Linked DNA regions of Homo sapiens: region 1 is linked to region 2. Evidence: chromatin loops called from intact Hi-C (ENCODE). Cell type or tissue: OCI-LY7. All regions are shown on one strand. Each heading gives the region's core, and the rest is flanking DNA. Links, peaks and the distances in the headings are about the cores only.

Region 1 (15,064 bases), core at 2,932-10,931, 110 kb before region 2:
GTTCCACATGGTATTACACAAAATATTCCACAAAATATTCCACATGGTATTCCACAGAATATTCCACATGGCATTCCACGTGGTATTCCACAGAATATTCCACGCAGTATTCCACACGGTATTCCACACAATATTCCACACAGTACTCCATGGTATTCCAAATGGTATTTTACACAATATTCCACACAGTATTCCACACAATATTCCACACAGTTTTCCAGGCGGTATTCCACACAATATTGTACAATGTATCCCACACAATATTCCATACGATATTCCTCACAGTATTTCACACAGTATCCCACATGGTATTCCACACAATATTTTACACGTTATTCCACACGTTATCTTACACAATATTTCACTAGGTTGCCACATGGTATTCCACAAAATATTCCACACAGTATTCCACATGGTATTCCACCCAATATTCCACACAGTATTCCACACAGTATCCCATATGGTATTCCACATGGTATTCCACAAGGTATTCCACACAATATTTCACACCGTATTCCAAATGGTATTCCACACAATATTCCACACGATATTCCACATGGTGTTCCACACAATATTCCACACGTTATTCCACACAGTATCCCACACAATATTCCACACGGTATTCCACACAATATTCCATGCAGAATTCCACACAATATTGCACACAGTATTCCACACTGTATTCCACACAATATTCCATACAATATTCAATAATATATTATTCACAGTATTCCACATGGTATTCCACTCACTATTCCACAAGGTATTCCACACAATATTCCACATGATATTCCACACGATATTCCACATGGTATTCCACATAGTATTCCACACGGTATTCCACACAATATTCCACATGGTATTCCACCCAATATTCCACATGGTATTCCACACAGTATCCCATATGGTATTCCACATGGTATTCCCCCCGGTATTCCATTCAATATTCCACATGATATTCCACACAATATTCCACACGGTATTTGACATGGTATTCCAGATGGTATTCCACACAATATTCCATAATGTATTCCACACAATATTCCATGTGGTATTCCACACAATATTCCACAGGGTATTCCATACGATATTTCATATGGTATCCCACATGGTATTCCACACGGCATTCCACCTGGTATTCCACACGGTATTCCACCCAATATTCCACATGGTATTCCACACGGTATTCCATACAGTATTCCACATGTTATTCCACACAGTATTCCACACGATATTTCACATGGTATTCCACACAGTATTCCACACGGTACTGCACATGGTATTCCATACGGTATTCCACATGGTATTCCACTCAGTATTCCACACGGTATTCCACACGATATTCTGCACAGTATTTCACACAATATTCCACTGGGTATTCCACATGGTATTCCAGACAGTGTTCCAAAGAATATTCCACATGGTATTTCACACAATATTCCACACGGTATTCCACAAAGTATTCCACACTGTATTCCACACAGTATTCCACACAATGTTCCACGTGGTATTCCACACTGTGTTCCACGCCATATTCTACACGTTATTCCACATGGTATCCCACACAATATTCCCCACGTTATTCCACACAGTGTTCCGCATGGTATTCCACACAATATTCCACATAGTATTCCACACTATATTCCTCACAGTATTCCACACAATGTTCCACACTGTATTCCACACGGTATTCCACGCAATATCCCACATGGTATTCCACACTGTGTTGCACACCGTATTCCACACGTTATTCCACATGGTATCCACACAGTATTCCACACATTATTCCACACATTATTCCACATGTTATTCCGTACAATATTCCACACGGTATCCCACAAAATATTCCACATGGTATTTCACACGGTATTCCACACAATATTCCACATGGCATTCCACACGGTATTGTACACAATATTCCACACGGTATTCCGAGGCAGAGCAAGGACTGCAAAGCAGTCCACCGCGTGCCCTGAGCTCTGTGTGCTCTGCCTTGCACCCATCTTGAAGGCCTGTGATCCTAGCTGCAGGAGACCCTTGGCCCCAGCTACCAACAGGCAGCAAAGAGACATTTGGGGTCAGACAGAGCTCCTTGTGTTCTTCCAAATATAAAATACAGTCCTGCACCTACTTGGCTGCCTTGAGGGACTGGCCAGCAGTGGCAATCACTGTTCACAAAACTGGATGAAAATCATGGTTAGTCTGCTAAAACGGCTGGCTCCGGGGTCACATGGGAATTTGGGGTTCTTCACAGTGAAATGTATCATTCTGAGGACATCACACTGGCCCACTGAGAGGCAGGAGGTGATGAAGCCATCACTGTTTGTCTGGGCTTCTTTCTGCCATGAACACAGCTCTGTTGCTGGCAGCCTTGGCCCTGGAAATATTCTTAATTCCACAGCTTACTACCATGAACACTGCCAGGATCCTGAAATAATATGGACCTCACCGCCACCTCTGCTGGGACCACTTGCCATTCGCAGCTGTTGATCTTGCTGGGATCGGTGGCCCCAGGCACAGTGCTTCTGCATGCACGTCCCATAGACTCCCAAATCTGAGCTTTGGGTGGTCTACCATGCCAGCCATCCCTTGAAATGACCTTGGAGAATGCTGTCTCAGGGCCTCTGAGCAGGACATTTGTATGCCTGAGGAAACTGATGATCTCATTCCTTTGGGGCTATAAAAAGGCCTTCGTGCAAGGCCAGTAAAACTCAGGAATCAATATTCTATGAGGGCCTGAGTGTTAGAAAGTGAGGCGCTGTTTGTTTCAGGTTTGCCTCCAAAATTAGATAAATTAACGTAATGAATTCTCTCAACTCATTTACATACACTGCTGATTTGATTTTAGGGAGAAACGCTGGAAAAGGCAGCCCTGTGAATGTACAAAACAGGATTTGACCTATTTTTCAAGTTGTTTGTGTCTGCAAAGTTTGCGATCTCTTTAACTGAAGCTGCTGGTGCCACGCTTTTTAGAACAAACCAAATAGCTTCAGCCTGCACATAAATGAGCCGGTGCCCTGAGAAAGGATATGGGTGTCTTGTGAATTTTGGGGACATTCTGTGGTTCTGGCAGCATCTGACTCAGCAAGTGATCCCAGGAAGGTGGCTCAACCCTTAGAAATTCTATCCTGGTTCACTTCCAAATAGGCATCGTACGTGGGAGGCTGGAGCCCAGGGGCTGGCCCGTAGCCCGCAGGGCGCAGAGGAGGCTGGTGCCCAGACTGGGAATGGCACTGGAGATATGCTTCCCGGGCCTCCCAGCTCACTCACTCAGCTTCTGCCTTCTGTGGAGCAGACTCCAGGGTCTGGGGGATGCAGGCAGAGAGAGGTGATCCCATTCCCCACCCATCTTCATGCTGCGTTAAACCCATAGCCTGATCACGGCCACCTGATGCTGGTGCATGAAGCACTTCGCTACTTCGACAGCATCCCAGACACAGGCTGGGGCTGAGGTGGCCACCGCAGCGTGGAAAGAGCCAGGGCTGTGGCGTGGGCCCTGGACCCACTCCACCCCAGCCCTGTTGGTATTCAGCTCCACTCACTTTCACTGACCAGCCCTGGGGGTCCCGGCTCCATGCTGAACTCGAAGCCAAATCTCAGTCTTGGAGGAGCTGGTTAAGTTCCCCTCACATTGACCAAGGGCCAGGCTGCATCCTTGGGAAACAAGGTTTACCCATGAAAATCACTCTTTTCACTTGATATATGGAGATGGGGCTCTAGAAGCTGTGTGTTTGTGTGTGCATGTGTATGTTGGTGGGGAATTTAAAGTAAGGGTTGGAAAACAGCAGCAAATGAGGAGGTGGAAGAGATGGGAAACACTCAGAATTCCTCTACTGCCAGAAAGGAGGGGGTGAGACTGAAAACCTCCAGCGTCAGGGCCTTTGACCGCAGCCCCTTCCATCTCCTGGTGGGTCCTTGAGCATCCCTGCCCACTTTAGTTAAACAGACTTCTCAGTGCTTCATGGCCTGGCTTACATGTTCCCATCTCCAGGCCCTGGCTCTCGGAAGTGCACAGGAAGGCCTGGGCATGCCCTTGTCATCACCAGTGTTTGGGTTCCTCCCGCTGACCCAGGAGCCTACCTCTGCACAACCTGCTGGGAATGCGTATGACCCTGCCTGCCGATGCTTCTGTGTACAGGGGGGCTGCCTCTTACCTGCTCTTGTCCCATTCCAGGCAGGAGATTTAGCCAAACCCCTTGTACTTCTCAAGAGTGTTCTCGGCTGGCATTGAACAGTGGGAATGTGCAGAAATGTGTCATCAGTTTTCCTCACTTCAAAACCTCCCAGGTCAGGTGTCAAATGTCACTGATGCAGGAAAGTCAGCCAGGCAGTTCTGCCCCAAATCTGGGCATCTATAAAGAGGCCTGGGTAAGGGGGTGCAGGGTTATGCTGTGCCCTGTCATCACTGCCCTTGCGTGGTACCTCCCCTTACTGTCCAGGCTCTTCAGCTGTGCAAGGATGCCCAAGTGGCCGGGAGAGTGTCCGGACTGCCTGTCACACCACCTGGGTTGGACTCCTGGCCCAGCCTTGACTGCTTTGTGACTCCAGGCAGGAAACCTAATTGCTTTTGGCTTCCGTTCCCTCCACTGTAAAATGGGGATAAAGTGGTTCTCACCTCATAGGATTGAGGGATAAATGTGCTAATGCAGTTACAAGGTTTCGCACGAAACCTGGCACATAATGAGCTTTAATGCATGTTAGGTGCCAGGGATGTTGCTGGCAGCCAGCTGCATCGTCGTCAATCTCCCCCAATCCTCTCTTGCCTCAGGGTTTGCTCTTCATCCGAGGCTGGGATGGGATGGACTAGCTCTGGCCAGGACAGCGAGCTGCCTGAAAGTCACTCTCAGGAGCTCCCTGAACCCCCTGCAAGGCCTGCCTGGGTTATTGATACAGGCTCAGGTAATGGGCTCCCTGGGCTTGAATCCCAGCTCTGTGACTTATGAGCTTGGAACAGTGCTTTGCATAAATTAAGCACTCAGTATGTTTAGGAGTTGCTATGATGAAGCTCTGAAAATGGGCAAATCCTGGCTGCCTGGGGCTTGGGGGGCGGCGCCCTGAACACACTCCCTGTTACAGCTCATGCCTCACAAGATGCTGAGGTCTCCTGACTACGGAGCTCAAGGTGGAAGCCTCCAAGCGCCTCCAGCAGTGGGAGGGAGGGCAATACTTACCCTTTTCAAATGGCGTCCTCGGTAATTCCCACCAACACGCCTTGGGCCCACTGCCCCCACTCCCAGACAAGCTAAACTGCCCAGAGCTCTTGATGTTTTCTGTCCTGCTGTTTCCTTGCCTGGACGCCTGGTGAACTCAGCTGCGTCCATTCATGCAAATACCCTGACCCCATGAGGCTTCCCTTTGGGCCCTACACAGGGTGAATCTGTGAATCCCCCCCTTCCCTGGGCCACCTGGCCCTACGCTCAGGCCTCCCCACTGGACTGTGAGCAGCCTGAGGGCTGCTGGAACTGGGCCAACTCCTCCTCAAGGCTTGGTTGTGGTGCCCAGTGTGCAGGGACCCCGACAGACAAGGCGTGAGAGGCTGCATGAAATATACAAGAGACCGCGGTGCATCGCAGATGCTGATCTGTGTGTCTGTCCTGGGCTGTGAGCCCCTGAGGGGCAGAGACCCACTTCTCTGTATCTTGGAGTCCCTGCATCTTCTGACAGAAAGCAGGGGCTAAGAGATGCTGGTGAAAATGGACTTGAGTGGATGACTGGGGCTGTGAGGGTTGCTGGACACCGGGCATGCCTCGGCGGAGAGGTGGAGGGGACAGCGAGCGGCAGTCCCCCTGCCTGCGCGGTCGGATGTATGTTCACTCCTACAGAAACCACATCACCAAGGGGGCTCTGGGGTTGAAATTCCTGAAGGAAACCAGAGATTGTTTTACAAAAATACCCTTTCAAAAATAGCAGCTGTTTTTACTTTGCTTCTGAAAGGCGGCGGAGGGCAGCTTCCTGATTTGGAAAGACAAATGTTTGTGCAGCCTGGGGAGTGAGGGGCTGGGCGACGGGGGGCTCTGGCCAGGGGCCCAGGGGCCCCTTGTGTTTTGGGAGGAGTCCTAGGGGACCATGTAGGTGTGGACATCCGACTCAACGTGCAGCCCTGGCAGTGTGCGGTAACCAGTGACACGTAGAATACTTTTTAAAAAAGTCCTTTCTGACCACATCCTCTGACCCTCGCACCTGGAAACTGGAAGAGAAACAGGCCCCTTTTTAACTGTTAGGTTTCCCTGGTCAGAAATGACTCATCTCGTTCTTTCTGGAGACTTGGAAGTTAGAATGTATGGAAGGATGAATGAAGCGCTGCTGACTTTGGGGGCTCCTCGAGAGGGAATGCCATGGTCCCCAGAGAGTGACTTGGTTGGTGATAGGGCCATGTGGTTCCTCTCTCCTCAGTGAGGGAAGCCTCCTCCTCTCCCTCCCACTGGGTAGCCACATGGTTAAGAGAGCTCCAGGCTCTCACAAGCTGAGGTGTGAGTCCCAGTCCTATTACTTCCTAGCCGTGAGGTCTTGGTCAGGGATAACTTATGCCCCCGGCCTCATTTCCTTTATCTGTAAAGTGGAAATGACAAGCATCCTGGCCTGATAGGGTGCTTGCCAGGAGGACACAAACACAGGCCTGGAAATCGCTCATTTCACCTCCCAGCAGCCCTGTGGGATGGTTACTCTGATTTTCCCCATGGGGAGAATGAAGCTCAGAAGGTTATGCTGGAGAACCACTGTGGGGGGCTCCATTCGTCTCCGCAGCCCCAGGTCTTCACCGCCCTCCTGAAGCCAGCATGTGGCCCCTACGTCACAGGTGGGAATGGCAGCTCTGAGCAGCCCAGGACACACTTAGGGCTGTGTGTCCTGGCAAGGAGCTGGAAGGGAGCCCTCTCCTTGGCTGGGCTCTCCCACAGGCACGATTATGACCGCAGGTTCCGGGGCCTGCCCTTCCTTCCAGATGCGCAGGTGCCAGGCTCCACGTGGTCAGCGGCGCTCCTCCATGAGCAGGGGGCTGGAGTGGATACTTTTCCTTCTCTTTTCTGCCTCTTCCAAAGCTTCTGCCTCAGACTACACTATATTGTGGTTAGAAAAACAAAAACAATAAATGTCATTTAGAAAAAATAGCACTTGCTAAGCACTTTTGCTTTCTGTTTGTGTTTGGGACTCACAGAAGTCAGTTTGGCATGAGGCTGCTGGGACTTTGGTGGGGGCTTCAGGCCACCACGTGGTAGGTGGGAGCCCCTGGGCTGCAGAAGCTGGGTGCAGGGCTGGCAGAGGGCGGAAGGGGGCCTTCCCCATCATGGATACGATCTGCAGAGATCTGCAGGGATCGAGCCTGCAGGGACCGAGAGGCACCCATGCCTCAGCAGGGAGTCAGGCGGGAAGCTCAGCATTTGTGTCTGTAATCCAGCTCCTTCTCTCCACTGTTTTTCTGGAATTATTCCCACCTCCTCCACTTTGTCTTTAGGGACACTGCTTCATCTCATCCCCTACTTCTGTTGGGGCTACTAAGTATAAAACCTTAACTCCTTGGTCAGAGATTGGGACATTTGACCTAACTCTTTTGCTTCTGTGGATATTTTGACCCCAAAGTCATTTTGAATGTCAGCATTTTAACCAGAATTACCCAACAGTGATGAGTTTTCATCTAGAAAGTATCAGAATTCCAGCGGGGACCCCATTAAGCTGATGTAATCCCTCTATCAATTTTCTATACAGCGCAGTTAAGCCATTCCTGATGTTTCCATTTCCATTTTGCTGAAATTATTTTCATAGGGATCAATTTTTTTTTTTTTTGCATTTAGAATCTTACAGCAGAGATTTGCTTCTTAAATCACTTTTCGTCCATATCAAACTACTAATCGCAGCTTCTACCATCACGAGCGGCCACGGGTTCCATCCAGTACTGTTTTCCTGGGTGAAGTCATAATTGGTGTTGTTTGAGTTGATGCATAAGGAAATAGCAATTTCTGTAAGGCAGGGAGATGGCGGGGGAGAAAGAGTGGAGGAGGGGCAGAGAGAAGGAGCAGGCGTCCCAGAGGGGGACAGGGAGGAGGACAGAAGGGTCCCTGGGCAGAAATTGGGTGGCCACTGACTGGAAGGATGCAGGAGGAGGGAGCAAAGGTCAAAGTGCCCACTTGGCCACAGGATCATCGCATGGCACCATCCTGGTCAAAGACTGCCCTCCTCCCCCTGTTCTGGTTCAGGGCATACTAGCCGGCACCAATGGGGCGGTGTGTTGTGACTAGGTACGTGGGATGGAAGATGAGACTAAGGGCCCACAGGCCAGCAAGTTCCTGGTACAGGAACAGAGCCTGTCCCCGTAGGAGGGTCAAGGAGCAGAGAATGAGGCATCAACAGACAGAAGGGTGGCTCCGGGCATCAGTCACTTCAGACCCTGGATCCAGCAGTGCCTGGGATGCACTCCCTAGGCCGCCCTTTATAGTAGCTTATGAAGGGCCCCCCTTTTTGGCCGAGGTAACTGATTTGGGTTTTTTTCATTTGCAACCAAACACCTCCTCCTGAATATCCCCCAGCTCTATGCTCTCAGGGCTGTGGCACCTGCCTGGCTCACATGTTGTTCTGATGTCCCTGCATGTCTGGGAAGACCCCCTTCTCCTCTTCTTGCAGCTGCTTCTGCTCGGGGTAGACACACCAGGGGTCCACTTGACATTCCTTCCTCAGATGTCTATTGCATGCTCCCCATGTTCAAGACGGCGTGCTGGGGCTGGTGCGGGGGGCATTCGGGACAGACTTCTGAAATCTCACTAAGCTTCAGTTGGCATTTCTGAAAACAGGTGCAATCACAACTGGTGATTGTGACTGTTGTGAGGACAGCAGAGCTCACGCTGGCATAGCGCATTGCCCCCGATCGCAGTGGACACTGCTAGCTCCTTACCGTTCGATTCTGAACGTTGGTCCTGGGAAAGGAGGCTCAACGTGGCTTGGATGGTCTCATTGCTCTCAGAGGTCAGTCAAGGAGGTAGAGATGTGAGATTGGCCCCCAGAGGAAGAATCCTTGAGTCAAGGAAGCTGAGAGGGGTCAGAATGCGGGGAGAAGCAGGCTGACCATGCAGTCTGCAAGCCCGCTGCAGTGGTGGGTGGCAGGTAGGCAGCCCTGTGGGGTGGGCGCTTCCTGGCTCCCTGTGGGCCTGGCGTGGTGCTCAGACACCACTCCACATGCTGTGTCTGTGTCTCGGATGCATATTGGAAGCCAAATCCTCGGAAATGGGCTGGCACCCATTTCTTTTGGCGCCTTCAGCCAGCGCATGTCAGACTGTTTTTTACGAGTTCAGAAAGGCGCCTTCTGTGGCATGCTGGGCGCTGGTTCTGGCTGAGACATGTATTAGAAACAGTGTGGGCTCCTCAGCAAGGCTGAGCCTGCCCCTGGCCCTCCGGCATTCCATGCAGCATTGCACAGGTCTGTGGGGGCCGCATCACATTCTGGGCCACCTGCTCATGGCAGCGAGTTAGCCTCTGGGTGGCGATGTGCAGCTCAAATGTGTGTTGGGACCTGGGAGTCAGGGAGCTGGGACAGGTGTTCCATGAACCAGTCAGTTAACACTGAAACATGATCTTATATTTGGAAATCCAAGAAAATTCTATTGTAATAAAACAAAAAGAGTAAAGCTTGAAAAATTGCCCTGGCTGCAGACAGGCATAAATGATGGTGCTTTCTCATGGATAGAGGAGGGTGGCAGAAACACAGCTGGGGTAGGACATGCCACTGTTGAAGGCTGTCACTCCTCACGGCTCCAGTCTGCTTCCCCTGGATCAGCCCTGACCTGATGCAGGTCAGCTGTCTCATTCCATATCCTCAGGCAGCAGAGTTGGAACCTTGTGTCAGAAGTGTTCCTCTACCACAAAGGGCACCTGTTATGTTATAGAGAACAGGCTGTGGGGATGGCAGAGGTTGCATAACCCACATCTGTTTCCCAAGTTGCCAAAACATACCAGGGAGGGGAGGAGGCTAGGGCTTCTAGAGTAGGAACTCAGAGCTTTCCCCTCTCAGGGGCCAATCTCACATCATTACCTCCTTGACTGTCCTCTGAGAGTGATGAGACCATTGAAGCCACCTTGAGCCACCTTCACTAAGACCAACCTAGGAGCTCTAGAAGGGACCAGTGTGGGGCAGAGAACTCCACTGTGAGGTTCCTGGAAAACCTGTCATCTTTCCTTGAGCTTTGGGCTGAGTCCTTAGGACCTGGGTGGTTCTCTCAGAGGCAGCCAGAAGCCCTGGGCCCTGGTGCTCAGCTCTGTCCAAGTGAGTGTGAACAGGGTACCCAAGTCAGAAGACGTGGTCTGAGTCGCAGTTGTGTTGTTAGCTGTGTGACCTTGGGCAACTCAACCTCTCTGAGTCCCAGCTTCCATCTTTACAAAGTGGGCATGGCGATTTCTCCCTTCTTCCTCTTGTTAGCATTGAGAGTGTTCCTGTTTCCTTCCCCTGATAAGATTGTAAGCAGTGCCTATATCTCAAAGATCCTCCACTAAAACCAACACAAATACTAACCATCTGTTGGGAACGTTTGTGTGCATATCAGCGTTCAAATGCATTTACATGTGTCCTCTCCATGGGTCCTCCCAACCTGCAGGGACAGGTACTGTTTGGATTCTCATTTCACAGAAGGGGCAACTGAGGCAGAGAGGCAGCACCATGGGCCGAGGCATCTCAGCTACGAGAGGAAGTGCTAAGTGTCTGAACGTGGGCAGCATGGCTGCGAGTCTGTGCTGATGAGCGCGGCACCACTTGCTCCCCAATGAGAGGTCCACAGTCAGTGGTGACAGAGGGCAGTGCCTGACTGGTTCCTGGACTGCTCGCTCTTCAACTGTGAGATTGGAAAGGGACCCTGGCTGACACTCTGAATCCAGCAACTTGCTGCGGGTGGGGAGTTGGCTGTGTTTTCCTGGCTGCACTTCCCCTTTGGCTTCCCTCGGACCCTTCCCTGCTGGCTTTTCGATCTATTTGTTTTCTGTTTCATGGAAAGAAGTTTCTTGTTGAGGAAAGTGAGGCAGGAGGCGACTCGTCTGAGGTCACGTGGCTCATGGCCGCCAAGAGGAACTTGGATCAGATGGTGGCCAGTGCCCTCCCAGCTCCAGGTCGCATAAATGGGTGGCCCTGCAGAAGTAGCTTTTTAAAGATGCAATGGGATAGCATATTAAAGATGCAATGGAAGGGGGAGGGAAGAGGAGAGAAAGAACAAGAGAGAGGGAAGGGGACTCTGGTTTTTCTGTTTTGGAGTGAAATAAAACCTCTGTAGACTTTGCATCAATGTGTTGTCTGTTCTTGTTGTGGTCCCAACTTTGGAGAAGTCAGTCTGGCAAACAGGCTTGCTCAGGATGAATAAGGGAAGGGCAAACAAAATGAGAAGGCCGCCTGTCAGCCTCAGGAAAAGAGCCCAGCAAGGGACCAAAGATGGTCCAGCAGCCTCTGCACCCTTCCTGCCTCTGTGCCTCGCTGGCAGGAGTGTAGGGGGACAGATAGAACCCTGGGCATCCTGGGGAGGGGTGGCGGGGCAGGTGGTTTCATCTGGGACATTCAAAGGGAGCCGTGCACCATAAGCTATTGAGATCTGCTCCTGCCCACACTGGCAGTGGTTAGCATGGGGGCCTCGGGGCCAGGCAGCCTGGGTTTGAAACTCGGCTTATTCACTGGCTGTGAGATCTTGGGAAAGTTACTTACCCACTCTGTGCCTCAGTTTCCCCTGGTGAGAAGCAATGACCTCATAGGGTTGTTGTCAGGTTAAATGAGATAGGTTAGCTATTATTAAGATTAATATTATCAATAGCTTTAATTATAGCTGTCAGTTATATACATGGATTGTTCGAGCCTTGTTTCTGAGTTAATGCATTCGAGATATGTGACAATCAAAAACACTTGCAAATTGTATGCATGTGATTCCTTGCTGGGGCACTGGATGATGGCAGGGAGGACCGAGTGACAAGAAGTGCACAGTCACAGTGAATCCTAGTCCTACCGCTCGCTCCCAGGTGGCCTTCAGCAGTCACCCCACCGATTTGACTTGCCGCATCTAGAGAGTGGGAATGTATTGGTTAGAAATGCTTTTCACATGGGCTTGGTGGCTCACGCCTGTAATCCCAGCACTTTGGGAGGCCGAGGCAAGTGGATCACTTGAGGCCGGGAGTTTGAGATCAGCTTGGCCAACATGGCGAAACCCCATCTCTACTAAAAATACAAAAATTAGCCGAGTGTGGTGGCGTGTGCCTCAGTCCCGGCTGCTTGGGAGGCTGAGGTCGAAGAATCACTTGAGCGCGGAAGGTGGAGATTGCCGTAAGCTGGGATCATGTCACTGCACTCCACTGGGTGACAGAGAGAGACTCCATCTCAAAAAAAAAAAAAGAAAAAAAACCCAAAAAAACAAAAACAAAAACTGCTTTTCACTAGGGGTAACAGAACACTCAGCTGGCATAGGTGTGAAGTTTATTTTAAAACATTCACCTAGCGAGAAATCCAGAGCAGCAGGTCTGGGGTTCTTGCAATGGCCCATCAGGTCTTCCCCACAGGGCTCAGACTCCTTCTGTCTTTTCCCCGTCCACCATTTTTAGCATGTTGGGTCTGTCCTCATGCTGCCTCATGGCCTCAAAATGACTGCTCTACTTCCAGCATCTCATCTATGTTCCAGTTAGAAAGAAGAATAAGCAACTCTGCTCAGGAAGGAGGGGGGACTTCCCTAGGGCCTTTGGCTTACATCTTCTTGGCCAGAATCATGATGGATGATCACCCCAATTTCAACAACATCTGGACAATGGACCCCTTAGAGTCTTTAGCAGAGGAAGGCCAGGGAAGGCGGTTGTGGATGCCTTCCAGGCAGCAAATCCACAGGGCTCGCCATGAGGCTTTGGGGAAGAAATATGTAAAATGCTTACCCTAGGGTCTGACATAGATTAAGTACCCAAGGAAGTGAACACTTTATCTTTATTAGGGAAGTCAGGTAAGGAATGAATTTAAAAAGGGAAGGATTAATGTCTTACAGTGCGAACTGGTCCTTAATAAATGAATTTCCTTCTTGTTCTTCTCTTGGCCTCCATTAGCCCGGTTGGGTTGGCCTCATGTCCCCCCATCTCAGACAAAGCTCCCACTGAAGTCACCAGCGCGGGGGCCACTCTGAGAACCCCTACGCCACCCATGGTCTCTCTCTGCAGACTGGGGGCTTTGTGCTGTCTGGGGAAACTTGGCTATGCCCACCAGTTACAAAACAACTGGAGAGTGTGTTCAGCCAGTGCAGTGCTGTAGCACCCTCAATCTCAGCAGTCCTGGTTAACCCTCCTCTTCCTGCTCTGCCTGGACTCAATTGAGGATTTCGCTGCTGAGGCCCTGAGATGTACAGCTTAGCCTCCGGACTTCTCCAGAAAGATACAGTTCTGTTCTGTGTCGCTTTATTGTTCAGTGTATTTTTAAAAATGTGTTCCTCTGAATAAAATGCAGAATTCATGATACTTTATTAACTAGAACACCCTGGGTGTTTATTGCAATAACGTGTCCTTTGGGCCTTTGATTGTTTACTGGCCGGGGGTAGACTATGCAGGCTCAGGAGGTTAAGGAAGAAAAATTCATTAATTTCACAGCCAACCACAGGTCTCATCTCACAGCCAGCAGCTCACCACCAGCTGGTCTCAGCAACTAATGAGCGTGAACCTCAAACTGGGGTCATTCCTCCCAGACTTTAATGGAGACAGATCTCAAGGTGTTTGGGAACCAGGAGGGGATGGATTGTTAACGAGGAACAGCTTCGAGGACTAATTAAACTTGCCTGCTGCTTCCTGGGTGTGGAGTACCATGGGACAGAGGTGAGGGCGGGTGCAGAGTGCCGGCCGCTGATCTATGGAAGCCAATGATGGCAGCTTTTGATTTACTCTTGGATGGAAGGGAGGAGGGTGAGTTGAATAACAACCCCTTGGAAAGTGGGAATTAAACAGATCTTTCTGCCCAGCCTCCCCTGCTTTATGGACCCTCCAGGGCCCTTGCCAACAAATCACATGATCTTGCTGCCGGCTATCAGCCCAGGTTGAAATAGACAGGATGGGCTGGATTTTGATGGCTGCCTTGGGTGACACTTTGATCAAGGGTACCATCAATCTTGAAATTTTCAGAAAATTGTATGAATTTTATGGGGGGAAGAGACTAGCTGTATTTGTGGGTTAGAAAGCCTTATAAATTAAAATCATGGTTCCTGGTAGTATTTTTGAAGTTCTCTGTGGCGTGTTACATCAATCTTAAGGAATGTCTAACATTTATTTGAGCACTTCCTTGCCTCAGGCACCATGTGGAGGCCTTTTCATAGATGAGTCCCATGTATTAATCCTCCCTACAATTCTATGAAAGAGGAACTGTTACTATTCTCACATTGATGATGCAAAAACTAAGGCTCCAAGAAGTTGTCACCCACCTGGGGCTGCATCGTAAGTACTGGACCAGAGACCAGAACTCCTGCCATTGTGCATCCACTCTGGAATGAATAGCCAGGCAGGTGAGACCAACTGGTGCTGGCCAGGAGCTAAGGACATCTGGGGCCCGGTGTCCCCCTCTCCAAAGCTCACCCTCTTGCCCTGTGAAATGAGGGCTGGCCTTCCAGATCACTGAGACTTTTAGAGGTCAAATGTTCTGTGCCTTGAGGACTGTGATGGTTTATTTATTTATTTATTTTATTAAAAATTTTTTTTTTTTGAGACAGAGTCTCACTCTGTCACCCAGGCTGGAGTGCAGTGGTGGGATCTCAGCTCACTGCAAGCTTTGTCTCCCAGGTTCAAATGATTCTCCTGCCTCAGTCTCCTGAGTAGCTGGAATTACAGGCATGTGCCACCAGACCCACCTAGTTTTTGTATTTTTAGTAGAGATGGAGTTTCACCATGTCGGCCAGGCTGGTCTTGAACTCCTGGCTTCATGTGATCCTCCTGCCTTGGCCTCCCAAAGTCCTGGGATTACAGGCGTGAGCCACGGTGCCTGGCCTGGGATGGTTAAGTTTATGTGTTAATGTGGCCGGGTCACAGACTGCCCCGGTATTTGGCTAAGCATTATTTCTGGGTGTGTCTGTTGTGGGTGTTTCAGGCTGAGCTCAGCACTGGA
Region 2 (15,064 bases), core at 3,134-11,133:
GGGTCTTTAGAAAGGGCTATTCATCTGTCACTGCTCACTGAGACATGTACATTCCAGCATCATCACAGAGTTATCTCCTTCCTTCCGTCTCTCCCTCCCTCCCTCCCTTCCTCCCTTCCTTCCTTCTTTCTTTCCTCTCTTCCTGCTTGCCTTCTTTCCTGGCTTCCTGCCTATCTTTTCTGTCTCTCTCTATAGAGAGAGAGAGAGAGAGAGACGAAGTTTTGCTCTTGTCGCCCAGGCTAGAGTGCAATGGTGCAATCTCGGCTCACTGCAACCTCCGACTTGCGGGTTCAAGCAATTCTCCTCCCTCAGCCTCCTGAGTAGCTGGGATTACAGGCATGCACCACCACACTTGGCTAATTTTTGTATTATTAATAGAGGTGGGGTTTCACCATGTTGGCCAGGCTGGTCTTGAACTCCTAACCTCAGGTGATTCACTTGCCTCGGCCTCCCAAAGTGCTGGGATTACGGGCGTGAGCCACTGCACCCTGACAATAAACATTTTTAAATGAATGAGTAGATGCATTCATAGATTACAGAATGCTTTCATGTACAGCAATGAGTTATTTCACTGGATTTTCACAAATGAGGTGGTTCTCAGTGAGTCTCACTTTGCAGCCAAGGGGACAGAGACATAGGGGGTCACATGGGGTAGGATGAGGGTAGGATGAGGGTGGAGGCAGCCTCGGATGCACATCTCTGACTCCTAGTTCAGTGCTCCATTCTTTGCCCACAGCTCGCTCCAGCAAAGTGCTCCCATCTCTGTTTTCTAGGGCCCTGATGGGAGGGGCTTCCTGCCCACCAACTTTATTGATGGCCAAAAATGAGCAGGAGGCGCTGCATTGAGCCCACTGCCCGGTGCTTTAGTGCTCCCCTGCCCCCGCCCGGGGCTGCACTGCCATCGCCTTCCGAACCTGCCTAGTTCGGCAAAGCATCGATTGCGTGGTGCATTGGTTAAGATATTACATGTGGGGGTGTCGTTAATTCAAAGGCAATTAGGTGTTCGATATTTCTTATTCTGCCTGCCAGTAGGAATTAATAGAAAACCTTTCAATCAGCAACAACTGCAAAACAACTTCTGGCCCCAAAGATAATCAATATTAGCCAGCAGAGCCTTCTTCCGTCTTCAGGAGGCTATTCATTTCTGGTACTTTCAAAACCAGAAATGGACATTTCCATTTCCATCTTCTTCAGAAGCCCCTGCCCACACAGTTCTTTAGACACAGTCTTTAAAAAGACACAGTCATCTATACGGCTCTCTCGGGCCCTCCCTCCGCATGTCATGTTCCCAGTGCTAGGAGTATTCATAGAATAGCCTGCCCAGTGGGAAGCAGGTGAATGATGTTTGAGTTCTTTGGAACATTGGTCGCCACCTTCCCCTGAGCATCCCGACCAGAGTTGCTGGGGCCCATGATGGGAACCTAAGGATATAAGATGCTAGTCTTGCCACTAGGTAGTATGTCCTGGAAGTCCTCCAGAGCCAGTGAACGTGACATCATCCCAGGAGACCCTCTGGAGCACTTGATGGTGTCTTCCCTTCCCTCTGCTCTGCAGGCCCAGTCCCAGGGCTGGCCTCTGCCTCAGTTTCCCTGCTTGGCACGGTGCCTGACATCCTATCCAGCTCTTGCCAGCCCTCCCCCCTGGATGGGGCTGAGAGGAGGCCGTGTAGAAAGTTTATTGTTGAATTCTACTCCCTCTATCTCTTATCCCCTGACTTTTCCTGAGCTCACACCAATGTTCTGCTCTCAAGCCTGCAGGAATTATGAGATGGACTCTTGAATAATGTCCATCAATGGCCTGGGAAGGTTTTTCCTCTGCTATTAGGGGCAGTCGATCTCAGACCCCCACATATACAACAGGGTAAGGGGGACTCTAGGTCAATCAGGTCAGAGAGGAGATGCAGAGAATGATCTAGAACAGAGGCATCTTTTGCACCAGCTTCTCAGATATGTGGATTCATTGGAACCGACATCATTTATGTACTTTCTGTCTTTTTCCATCCTCTTGTGGAAACTCCACAGGGTGAATACCCAATACTTTGGGTTCATCCTAATGCTGGCCACATAGGCTGCTGTCTTGGAGACACCATGGGAGTTTTGAAAGCTGATGGAAAAATGACCATATAAGCACCTCTGCTGAAGCTCCTCACCTCCCCACTCCTTCCCTGACCCTTACATAAGGGCAGGGGACATACGGGGCTCAAAGAGTGTGAAGTCAGAGGTGAACCGTGAGGGTGTCCCTGGCCAGCTGAACCTGAGGGTGCTGGTGAAATTGGAGGAAGCCTGTGAATCCATCAGGGCACTGACAATTTTGGTTTGTGATAAGGTGGATTAGGGAGGGGTGTGGCTCAGCTCCGGCCAACACAGAAAGTGCTTCATTGGACTTTCACAACTGAGATAGGCCTCGGTGGGTCTCATTTTGCAGATGACTGATAAATAACCTGTTTAAGCAGAACCCAACAATGTAATATTGAATCTATGGCAGAGAATAAAATTTTAGGAGGCTAAAAATTGTGGTGAGAAAACATGAAAAAGCCAGCCCTTCTGTCACCTACACATTATACCCTCCCTCCCTCCCAACTGAACTCCCTGCTTTCAATTCCTCCAGGGAACCCAGCTCCTCCGCTCTCCCTGACATGGACCTAACCCTTACAAAAAAGACCCCCTCAAACCGCCATGTTACACTTGCCGAGGAGAGACCACCTCAAGATCATCCAGGCGGGAAATGACAGAGCTGTGATATAAGCCCAACCAAGTGTGATTCCCCGTTCCTGCCCCAACAGGGTCTCCCAAGAGATTTCAGATGAGCTCCACACCAATGTCCCGTAAGCACCCTGAGCATCTGTTGTCCATGACCCAACAGTTAATGAGCATTTAGGATAAACAAGGTGGCTGCCTCGGGCAGGGTGGCTTATCGGAGTAGCAATCATACAGGAGAGTAAATGCCCTAATTTTGTGATCTGTTTTCTTCTCCCAAGTCCCCACACTGACATTTCTTGGGCTTTAGGTCTGAGATTTACTTCTTCATTTATTAAAGGGAATAGGAGGTGATGGCTGTGATTATGTGGTTGTGTTTTCAATGAAACATGCTTTTTAATGACTGTGCTGACACAGTCAGACACACGGACACTCCGCTTGTCTCTGTGGGTGGAGAGACAATGCATGTTGCGTCTCTGCAGAGTTTTACTCATGTCGGCATGACAACAACAGTGGGAGCCGTGTTGCACGGGATGCCTGATGTCCCTCTAGGTCATGGCGCCATCTCAGCAGCTGGATGGGCTGACTGCTCCATGGGGGGGCTTCCCATCTCTGGTGAATGTTCTTTGCAAAGGTGGGGCTGGCATGGACTGGTAGGCCCCTAACTCCTACTAGATTCCAATCCTTCCTGCTTCTGGCTCCCGAAGCCTCCTCCTGACAATCCATTTCCTTTATAGCAGCCTCATATTTTTTGACCAGGAAGTGACCATCATCCATCCATCCATCCATCCATCCATCCATCCATCCATCCATCCACCCACCCATCCATTGATCCATTCATCCATTGATCCATCCATCCATCCATCCATCCATCCATCCATCCATCCATCCACCAGCATTCATTATCTATTCTCCATTGCCCCAGGATAAGACCCAGACTCCCAAAAACATCCTTAGGATGATGTTGTTATAAGCAATAGAAGGTCTCAACTCAAACTAATCTAAGACTTAAGGACATTTGTCATCTCACAGCCCAGAAATCCTGGCAGGTCATGCTCCAGACAGGATGTCAAAGCTCTGACTTCACTTCTCCTGGATCCCATGAGCTCTGCCCATTGGCTGCATCTTCAGGGTGGAGGTGAGGTGCAGCTGCTCTGGGCATCACAGCTAGACACAAACATGACAGTATCCCAAGGGAAAAGAGGGGCTCTCTCTCTCTTCCACTGTCTCCTTCCTGCAGATGGTGGAGGTGGGTGGGGCAGGAGATGGCTTTAGGCTGTGGATTTTCTAATCCCCAGGAGAAGCTGATCATGAAGAGTGAATTCAAACCCCACAGGCTGTCTCAGTGGGCCTTCAGGCAGGCCAGGCAGAGCAGAAAAAGACAAACAACTACCTTCAGTGGGTTCCCGAGGCCCAGTGACTGGTCAATTGGGTACAGCCATGCCGACAAACCCATGCCCATGGAAGGCAGAGTCCCTCTCTTCTGCCCAGAGCTTGACACCATGCCACCAGTCATGGAAGGACAAACTCCAAACTGTCTGCTCACCTTGCAGCCCTCCTCCTTCCACCCAAACCACCTCCCGGAGCTGACCGTCCACCCACCCCCAACTCCCTGGGGACTCTCAAACAGCCTTCTCACTTGTCACCTTGGCTGTGCTTTTCTTTTGCCCAGGAAGGAAGACAATTGGCCTAATGGTTCTTTGTGCTGGATGTGTCACCAGAGCAGAGGCTGCCAGAGCCCCTGCAAGCTCCCCTCTTCATCCTGCCTCCCAGCGCCCCACCCACTGCCTCAGGCCCAGCTCAGACATCTCGTCCTCCCTCCCCCAAACAGAGGTGGTGAGGGGCAGGGGCAGTCACATGGGCGCTGCTGCCAGAGGTCCTGAGGCCAAACCACAGCCTTCAGATGAGTGTCAGGGTGGAAGCAAGCGATGGGGGCTGTGGCCAGCCCATCCTTCTTTGGTTTCCTTTTGAACAAAGAAAGGAAACAAAGACCCCATCACAAAAGTAACCTGCAACTTGAGTTGAGGGAAAATGTCTGGAGTCACCTGCCCTGGATGTACCTTCCTGGGCACAACTTGCCATTTGTCCCCAGTGCCCATTGGGAAACCCCCCCCCACTCGCCCAGCCCCAGGCTCCACTGCGTAAAAGGAAGGTCGGAAGGTGGAGCATCTTTTAGGTATTCATTCAACGAACTTCACCAGGCACCCACCGTGGGCACCCCTGTGCTAAGTGCTGGCTGTACATACTGATGTGGAAAGCATGTGGGCTTGGACAGGCTGTCCCTCAGTAGCGGGGTGGCTAAACAAGCCACTTAACCTGCGAGAACTCAGTTTCTGGGTTGGCAAAATGGGAATAGTATAGACCTCAGAGGGCGACTATTGGGATTAGATGAGATGTGTAAAGCATTTAGACAGAGCTCAGAACATGGTAGGCAGTGATGGCGGCAATGACTGTATTAGTCCATTTTGCATTGCTATAAAGGAATACCTGAGGCTGGGTAATTTATAAAGAAAAGTGGTGTGATTGGCTCATAGTTCTGCATCATTCTGCAGGCTATACGAGAAGCATGGGTCCAGGATCTGCTCCTGGTGAGGACCTCAAAGAGCTTCTGCTCATGGAGGAAGGCGAAGGGGAGCTGGCATGTCACGGAGTGAGAGGGGAGCAAGAGAGAGGGGAGGAGATGCCAGGTTATTTTTTTTTTAACAACCAGCTCTCATGAAAACTCGCTCGTTACTCTGGTGGATGGCACCAAGCCATTCATGAGGGATCTGCCCCCGTGACCTGAACACTTCCCACCAGCCCCCACTTCCAATATCGGGGATCACAATTCAACATGAGATTTGTAGGGGACAAACACCCAAACTCTATCAGACACAAAGCTCCTTCCCTCAGGGAGATCACAGGATACTATGGAAGCACTGCTTGGACTTGAGTTTAGCTGGGGGCTCCTAGAGGAGTGACTGAGCTGGGCTTCACCAGGCATAGCAGTCCACGTAGGCATAGCAGTCCACGTATGCGTACTTGGCATCCAGGTGTCTTTGCAGTGACTCAGGGACCGTGGCTGCTTTGCCCTTGGAGGTCCCTGGTCTCATCCTGAGGGAGACAGCACTTGGGGATCTCCGCCTGCTCCTCTGGGCCTCAGCTGGAAATGACACTGACCATCCTGCTCTCCGTCCCTGGATCAGGACTCGCCACGTGGCCCCGCATCATTGCAGAGGGGCTGGGAAATGCGGGGAAGCACATGGATACTCGACCAGCAGTAAATGTGCACCACTCAGAGGGTGGAGCCAGGGGGCTTCCAGGCTGGGGGAGCTGGGACAAGAGGCAGAAGGGCATCTGGGAGCCATCAGTCCTCCGGGTGCCTTCAGGGTGATGGCAAGGAAGGCGGGGGGGCGCTGCTTGGTGGCAAGGATGAGACAGTGGGTCGGGCTGGGCTGGGCCGGGCTGGAGAGCTCTGGCTACAATGAAATGAAGGCAGCGGAGCGTATAGGACACAGAGACCTTTTGGGAGGCTGTTGCAGAGATCTACACATGGGGGATGGACTCCTGAACTGGGGCTATGGCAACACAGCAGGGGAGGAAGAGGAAGGGCCTTAAGCTATCAACAGTGGAATCCAGCTTGGGACGGGGCAATTCCCAGACTCCTCACTTGGGCGACTGTCATTCACTGAGCTTGCGATCAGGGAGACTAGGGCAGCTTTGGGGAAAGATGATGGGCTTCTTGATGGATTGCCCCAACAGGCAGCAGGATACAGCATTAGAGGGCTCAGAGAGACCTGGGCCAGAGTCATCAACCTGCTGAACACCAGGTGCCCTGGCCACCTCCCCTCACACCCTGCAAAGCACCCACCACCCTTCTGCCTCTGACCCCTGCTGGGCACTGCTCAGCAGCCAGTCCCCAAAGAACAAAGGGGAGCCTGACAGATTAAAAAGCCCCGTGTGTTATCCTGGCAACAGAAGCTCGGAAGCCAGTGATCAATTCCCAGTCTGAACATAAGTAATCCCAGGACAGGCAGGGGTGGGCCGGAGGGGGCAGACATGAAGGTGCTCGTTATGGCCAGTGGAAGGATGCTTTTAACACAGAGATGGCCAGGGCACATCACATAAATATCATGCTTTGCAATTGTGGAGGTAATTGAAACATGATTAACCCCCCTGGTCTTTGGTCGTTGGGATTTGGAATCCAATATATTATGAACACTCTGTTCTGAAACTGGCTCTGTCGGCCTCTCCTCTGCAGACAGGAGCTGTTCTCATAAGCATCATAAAAAGCTTCGTGCATTATTGAACAGTGGAGGTAGTTTTCCTGTGCCCTGAAGTCCTTTGCCATTTTCTCTGTTGCATTCTGGCATTTATTTCAAACGCTCCTTTCAAGTCAACACAGACCCACCCGTTCAGCCTCCAGGAAGGAGCCCCCTCAGCCCCAAACACAAGCCCTCGCCTCTCACTTCTGGGAAGAATCAGGTTATCTGGAGGTGAATCAGAGGCTAGCTCTTTACAAATCAAGCAGCGTCTACATTACATTCTAGCCATTTCACAGATGGGTAAACAGAAGTGCAGAGGAGTTAAGTCATTTGCCTAGTTCGCTAAGCAAAACCAAAATAGGGTGAAAATGGAAACCGAAAAACCTGTTCTGACTTAGGTAAATCATGGCCACACCCTGTGCTCTGCAGAGGGAAAACACAAGCTCTACTGGACAAGTGAGGATGAAGCTACCCCTGAATAATCCCAGTGGAAAGTGGCAGGCTTGGGAAATAGAGTCGTGCTTGCTGGAGCCTCTCTGCCTCACCGAGAGGCCTGAGTGCCTTTTATTAAACAGAGGACTATTCAACAATAAATATTTCTCACACAAGGCCGGAGAAGTTACCACACTTGGCTCCCTCCCAGCCTGGCTGAGTCAGCAGGGAATTTGCCAAGGTGCGGAAACCTTGTGTTCTGTGATTTTGGTGTGTTGATATTTTTTAAATACTGAGCTGGAAAGCCTGAGGACTGCAAAACACACACGGATGCACCAACCCCATGGGTTCTGATCCTGAGAAACATGGGTTAGGCTCCTAGGGTGCTGGGAAGCTACAGCGGGGAATGGGTGGGTGGACGGATGCTACGGGGGATTTGGGAAGGGGTCAAAAGCAATGCTGTCTCTCAAATACAAGTTTCCTTTTCTATAGAATGGTTCGAATAAGGTGTAGACCCAGGGATGCTGTGAGATTAAGATTTTCGAAGTTAAGGGGCTTTAGCAGGGAGAGCGCTGGACTCGGATTTCAATCCTTCCTGATACAGTTATGACTTATCGGCTGTGAGTCCCTGGGTAAGAGGTTTCCCCTTTCTGAGCTTATTGTTTCACTTATAAAATGGGGCATTAATATTTCCTACACGAACCTTTAAGAGATAGGTACCAGGGCCCAAAGAACTGCATGAATATAAGTGCGTTTGCACAGAGATACTTACGGCATGATTATTTTTGGTGTGTTGCTACTGCAGCACTTTGCCTGGGGCAGGTCCTGTTCAGCCTTGGGACCTTGTTTATTTGTATTAGGCTTTTTGATGAGACTGGGGAGAGCTCCTTCACTAGGACTTCACAGAAAAGAACTCGTCTGTCTTTCCCTTCACATAATTAATATTCCAAATAAGAATTACACAGCCATTTCTATTAATATTTGATTCTTTGCCTCTTCAACTATCGGCTTAGTTTTCTGACTGAGATGAAAGAAGAAATAATTGTTTTTACAGCCACTCCTACTGAGGAGGCAGCTGTAGACCCTGATCGCAGCCAGGGAAGTAACAACTTTGTTTGGCCTGAGGACAAGAGGTGGGATGACGGTGTTAGCCTCAGTGGTTCCTGTGGGGAGAGAGAAGCCCCCCTCGGCTGCTTTTGAGGCAGATCCTGAAGGAATCGGCTTCTGAGTTCTGAGTGCCTTGGAGGCATGGGGAAGGCCTGCTGGAAGGCTGGTTCAGATGTGCTCCCTGCTGGGAAGAGATTGGTGCTCCACTCCCAGGACTTATAGAAGCCCAGCCTGGGGGAGGCAGATAATTAGCAGATGGGGCCAGAGGGTGACTTTCAGCTTCGACTCCAACACAGCCCCTGTTGGGCACCTGCAGGAGGCAGACAAGTACCTGGCTCGGAGGACGACTGGGCACGGCCTCCTCATCTTGGTAAAGACAATGGGGCTTCCCACTCTGGAAGGACAGAAGCCAGCCCTACACATGGTGCAGTGCCTGGGGGCCTCTGTGGTCCAGGAGATGTCCTTCTCCACTCCTTCACTTCTCAGAGGCTGGGCTCCTGCCTCCTGGAAAATTGCCACCACCCGGGGCCCAACCAGAGGCCAGATATCCCCAGAGGCATGGGGATAGTGAGGGGGTAGCCCCTGATCAGAGTCTCCACCTGGACTGAATTCTTAGAATTTTATGTTGCCCCAGCATCCATTTTGAATATAAATTTAACTTTCTCAGACCAGAGGTAGAGCTTGGACCCACCTGACAGTTTCCACTTCTCTGGCTCCTCCCAGTTCCTCAATGTGTTTGATCCAGACCTCTGCCTTATACCAGGCCTCCTGGTGACCATGTCCCCCACCACCTATGGGACAGCTGGGTACAGCCTACTCGATTCACCCCACTGACGTCCAGACTGCATGGACTGAGCAGATATGCCGCAGCGACCCCCTCTCTACCACAGCAACCCCATGGAACGTGTGCCTGCTTGCTCTAAACCCACCAGCTATAACTCCCATGGGAAACCTGCTTAGATAAGGCCCTGGACCCCAGTAAAGGTTCTGGCCCATGGGTCCCCCCGGCCCTGCTCCCGACGTGCTGGTGGAGCCTGTGTGCCCCAGACAGCTCCCTGCTGCCCGCTGGCCCTGAGGCATGCTGCCCTCTTCTCTCTGGGACCTGTAAGTAATAACACCTGGTTCTGTTATTTCATGTGTTTTGCTGAGTTACCTCCTCTGTGTCTCACTTGACTGACACACCCAAATCTACCTTCCCTTTTGCTCAGTGCTGTCCTAGAGAGTGGCTGTCCTGGTAGGAATAAACTGGACACAAGTCAGGCAAGAGTCACAAGGGCATCTGCCAGCACAAAGGACAGGGACACCTGGTCATGGGTCAGACACTTAGGCCTCAATCAAGCCGTTCCCCAGGGCAAAGAAGCATCCCATGAAAGGTACACAACCACCTCCCCTGCAGCGCTGTCAGGGCAGGGCTAGAGCTTATAGCTGCTCTCCTAGGAGAGACCTGAAGGCCACATTAGGGGACAATATAACACCAGCCTTGGAGCCTTTGCAAACTCTGTTCCAAAGCGAGAAGTCATTGTGATGCCATGTTTAGAGGCAGGTGGCCCCAGGCAGCAGGGACACCATCAAAGGTGGTGTCCACCATCAAAGGTGGTGTCCACTGTGAGTTGTGCCCCATCTGTAGGCCCTGCTCCACCTCTGTTTTGTCCTAGTCTCAGCTCCATCACCCCTCTACCCCCTCCCGTGATAGAGCCTGGCCTGGCTTGGGAATAAAAGGAGAAAACAGGAAATAGCAAACCGCCCCAAGGATTGTAATTGTGACACTGTCATCTGAAAATGTTTGCAGTCCTTGTTGGCATATGCTGCTGGAGCAAAAACATGCAAATCTGGAGCAAGGTGACAGGTGGCCCTTAGGATCCTGGAGGAGACCCCTGGGTTCCAGTTTGGTTCTAGTCTGCTGGGGTGGGATTCTCAGACAGCATCTGGCCCATTTCTGGGTTGGATGGTACTCTGAACAGGGCACTGATTCAAGGGCCAATGAGTCCCATCCCAACTCCTGCAAAGCTGTGTGCATTTTGCCAACTGCATGAGCTTGTAGACGGGGCAGTGTCCTCTCAGTCCTACTCAAACCCTTGCAGGCTCAGCTTAGCTGGAGCACCTGGAAGCCATTGGTGCAGAGCCACAGACTCAGCCGCTGGTGTTTATCACCCCAGAGGTTGCAAAGTGATGGCCTGTGGGACTCTCCTGCAATCTGATGGCATTGGTTCTCACTGTGTTGTACAATTATTTTTTCTGATTTAGTTGCCCATCCAAGATTTATTTTTTAAATTGGGCTATTTCACAATAATGTTCAAATTTCAGACTCCCGTCCTCCATCCAGCGGGAGCTGAGACATAGCTGCTTCCTTGGATGGGCTGGTGTGCTCCACCGTGCTGAAGACCCGTTCCCTGTTGGCCACCTCAGGTCCTCTCATTCATTTCCCAGCCCCCCTCGCCTGGGTAGGTCAGGACTGCCCAACCATGCTCTACACTATCTAAGAGAAGCCAGAACAGGGCAGGTGGCAGGCTGCGGTGTCTTTGCCTGAGCTAACAGGCATGCCCTAGTATAGTGCCGGGCACAAGGTCACTGTGGGATGAGCATTCTCTTGCCCTGTCCCTTGCAGTGAGGTCAGAAGAACACTCACTGCCCCTAGACCCTGTGCTCTTTGAGGGGGATCAGCTTCTACTCCCATCCTTCCCCTGTGGCTTCAGCACAGCCAGTAGTTTGCTGTATCCTTGCTCAGCCCCTGTCCTTGGAGACTGGGGTGGGCTGGAGACCTGGACTCAGAGAGGCCAAGAGGCCAGGAGGGCTGGCTTCACCAGGGACCAGAAGGCCCAAAGCCCAACTCTGGATGGAGGGACCAGCTGTGAAGCTGGCCTCCCTCAGGGTTTCAGGGATGTGGCCCACAGGTGTAGGCCCCTGAGCTGTGTCTGGGCTCAGAACACGACACCTCAACCTCCTCAAATGCTCAGGACATAAGAGGCTTAGCAGACAACAAAGTAGTACCCTCTTAGACCTGGGGATGGCGGGAGGGGCAGGGTTTTCACTGGATGCTGGAACCAGGGTATGGAGGGCCCTTGGGCCCTTTCCCAGAGCAAGCTTGGGGCAGAGGGTGGGGAGCATGAACAGTGCTTCCAGGTCTTGAGTCTTAAGGGCAGGGGGATTGCAAGTGGGACCCAGAGAAGAAGGTCCAGTCCTGAGGTGGGAGGAGGGGCCTCAGAGGCCATCTCTGAGCCCAAGCTTCCCTTGCCGGAGTAGTTTCTCCCTGGCTGCTTCTGGTGCTCTCTCCATCCTCTGGCCCCTCTCCCACCTGCATTCCTCTTCCCCCTGCACACATGCAGTGTGCCCAGACAGGGCTCACCCAGACCACAGGGGATCCTAGGCGATGCAAACATCTAGCACTAAAGACAGCACGGCCACAGACTAAGAAGGGCATTTTGTTATCAGCTTTCTTAAAATCAGAAAGATAAAAATAAAACTGATGCATGTTCTTAAAAACTGATCCCTGTGAGAAAGCCTGCTGGACCCTGGGCCCTAAACTCTGGCACTCACTCATATTCCTGTTAACAAGGAAAAAGGACTCATTAGTACCTAGCTGGAGTTGAGTAACCTTTGTTTTCTTTTCATTGTATTTACTTTGTGATTTTTTTTATGGTAAATGATGGTGGTTTTTCCTTTGTGATGAAGACAAAAATTGTCATTTAAAATGCATTTTTAAAACCCTTTTTTAATGAATGTTTCCAAATATAGACCAGAAATAGGGATGAATGCCAGCATGCCACCAGCCAGCCTCAATGACCTTGGCTGGTCTCATTTTTTGACACCCCCAGCTCATCCCACAGCCCATTATTGAAGCAACTCCCAGCCACCATAGAACTCCACCTGTGTATATTTCAGTGTCAACTGCTTCTGTGTGACTATATCAAAAGAACATGGTGAGTCAGTCATTGCACAGGGAGTCCCTGTGTAAAGCAAATCCCTGAGCATGGCCTGGAGTGATGTGGCTGGGAACACTTGCCTGGGCTGGCTTCTCACTGAGTGCACAAGAACTTGCACCTGATGGGGGGCAGCCACCTGCCCCAGCCCTGACGTGCACATGGCACCTGGTTCTTCCCTGTCTGTAGCCTTTCAGACCGTGGGCCTCCCAAGGGTGGGTGGGAGTCCTGGAGGCTCATGTGTGATGTCCCTGGAGCCTGCTCAGAAAATATTTCCTGAAGAAGTGGGACAAGCTAGCTGGTTGGAACTCCTAACACAAAGGGTGAGGTAGGCCGAATTTTAAATGACCCCTGGGATGGTTAATTTTTGTGTCAACTTGGCTGGGCCATGGGGTGCCCAGATATCTGGTCAAACATTTTTTTCTGGGCCTGTCTGTTGGGGTATGTATTAGTCCATTCTCACGCTGCTAATAAAGACATTACCAGAGACTGGGTAATCTAAAAAGAAAAAAGGTTTAATGGACTCACAGTTCAGCATGGCTGGGGAGGCCTCAGGAAACTTACAATCATGGTGGAAGGGGAAGCAAACATGCCCTTCTTCACATGGTGACAAAAAGGAGAAATGCTGAGTGAAGGTTGGGGAAAGCCCCTTATAAAACCATCAGATTTCATGAGAACTCACTCACTATCATGAGAACAGTACCAGGGTAACGGCCCCTGTGATTCAATCACCTCCCACCAGGTTCCTCCCAGAACACATGGGGATTATGGGAACTACAATTCAAGATGAGATTTGTGTAGGGACACAGCCAAACCACATCAGAGTGTTTTGGGATGAAATTAATATTTGCATTGGTAGACGGAGCAAAGCAGACTGCCCTCCCCAGGGAGGGCGGGTCTCCTCTAATTCAATAAGGGCCTTAATAGAACATAGGGCTGAGTAAGAAAGAGTCCTCTCTCTCTCTGCCCCACTGTCTTTCACCTGGGATGCCGGCCCCCTCCTGCCTTCAGAGTCGGACTCAGGCAGAGACTTGTGGGCCAGGACTCCTTAGCTTTTATGATCATGTGAGCCAGTTTCTTATAGTGCACAAATACCTACATGTGTGCATTTACACATACATCCTTATTGGTTCTGTTTCTCTGGAGAATTGTGACCTTTTCCCCCATCACCTTTACCTGTGCCCTGGTGTCATGCTCGTGAATATGTTGGGTTACGTAAGAAACGAGACTCTACAAATGTAATTAAGGTTACTAATCAGTTGACTTTAGCAGAGGGGGTTATTTTCGAATTATCCTCGGTGGGCTTAATGGAATCACATGAGCCCTTAAAAGCTGGCAGAAAAGGAGGGCAGAGGGGTTTGAAGAGTGAGAAAGACTTGAAATGCTGTTGCTGTTTGGAAGGTGGAGAGGGCCACATAGAAGGAATGGGGGTGGCCTCTAAGCATAGAGAGTGCACCTATGTTGGCACCCAGCAAGGAAATGGGGACCTTAGTTTTATCAGCAGCTAAGACTTGGATCCCTCCCCAGGACCGGTAGGTTTGAGCCTAGCCTGACCGACACCTTCCCTTCATTCTTGTGAGACCCAGAGCAGAGACTCCACCAGAATTCTGGTCTACAGGCTGTGAGATTAAAAAAAAAAAGGATGTTGCTTTAAGTCATGAAGTTCTGGTAATTTCTTACTCAGCAACAGAAGGTCGATTCAGAGAGGGAGGAAATCCCTTTCTGTTCACTTCTCACAATGAGTGATACCGATTTTGGGTGACCCTTGACAGGGGACAGTCCCAGAAGAGAATCCTCTTCCACATTTCATGTCACGGGGAGGGATGTGAGGCTCAGAGGGGGTCACAGCAAAGGAGGAGTGGAGCTGAGGTCAGAGCTGGAGTCTGGGTGCTTGCAGCCCATGTCCCAAGTGCTCAGGTGAGCCTAGCACGGGTCTGGTGGGGGTGGGGCACACCCCTGAACAGGTGCTCACACCACTCCCCGCCCCCAGCTCTCACCCACACCCACAGCCATACCCACAGCAGGCTTCAATTTTGTCTAAGCAACTCCTAAGAGCCAACCCCCATCTAAGAGCAGGGAGTCCCTGGAAGCAGACACCAGTGTTCTGTGGTGGCATTGTCACAGGACTCATCTTTTCAGAACCACTCTGTCTATTGCCCCTGAGCCACTTTGGGAAGCCATGTGGATGGAGCTGATGGGTGTCCAGGAGCCAGGGAGGGAGACGGGCCCAGGGAAGAGGCAGGACCACAGCTGCACAGCCTGGCAATGTGGACTCGGACCTGGCTAACCTTGTTGGTGCAGGGGAGGCGCTAAGGATGGGCATCAAAGGTGTTTAGTCATGGGGCTGACAGGATCAGATCTGTGTTTTGGGAAGACCCAGGCTGTGTAAGTAGAAAGAACCAGTTAGCAGATGTCGGGAGAGGAGGCAGGGAAAGTAGCAGGAAGAGGCTATTGTGACAGCACCGAGGGATACACGAGACCGGTCCAAACCAGCAGCTCTCAAAGGTCAATGCGCGCTGAGGGAGCTTGTTAAATCCACAGGTGCCCAGGTGCCACCCCAGACACTCTGATTCAGATGACTGGCCCCACCCCACTGTAATAGAATCTCTGGTACTGGGGCCTAGGCATCTGCATTTTGAAAACTGTCCGGGTACTTCCAAGATGAGCC

Evidence for each region. Hi-C counts contacts between places; a loop is a spot of excess contacts. Peaks named below come from ENCODE experiments on the same cell type or tissue, not always from the same donor. Only the 100,000 strongest peaks of a DNase experiment are listed, where the experiment ranks them.
Region 1: a loop joins it to region 2, with 2.8 times the contacts of the local background. A loop is called at or near these places in 7 of 110 quality-filtered maps.

Annotation. Positions count from the first base shown.
Region 1 is chr10:124,212,897-124,227,960 of GRCh38, reverse strand. No RefSeq gene overlaps it. Among named protein-coding and RNA genes, the nearest start is that of CHST15, 130 kb to the right of the region's middle. RefSeq lists enhancers at 6,189-6,368, 6,379-6,478. In OCI-LY7, for the core only: CTCF peaks have their summits at 9,281 and 9,482 (motif pointing right); DNase peaks (open chromatin) are centred at 5,410, 6,130 and 9,470; H3K4me3 peaks cover 739 bases.
Region 2 is chr10:124,098,908-124,113,971 of GRCh38, reverse strand. No RefSeq gene overlaps it. Among named protein-coding and RNA genes, the nearest start is that of CHST15, 13 kb to the right of the region's middle. RefSeq lists an enhancer at 7,156-7,425. In OCI-LY7, for the core only: no CTCF peak of the experiment used is centred there; DNase peaks (open chromatin) are centred at 7,291, 8,171 and 8,791; H3K4me3 peaks cover 3,489 bases; H3K27ac peaks cover 3,968 bases.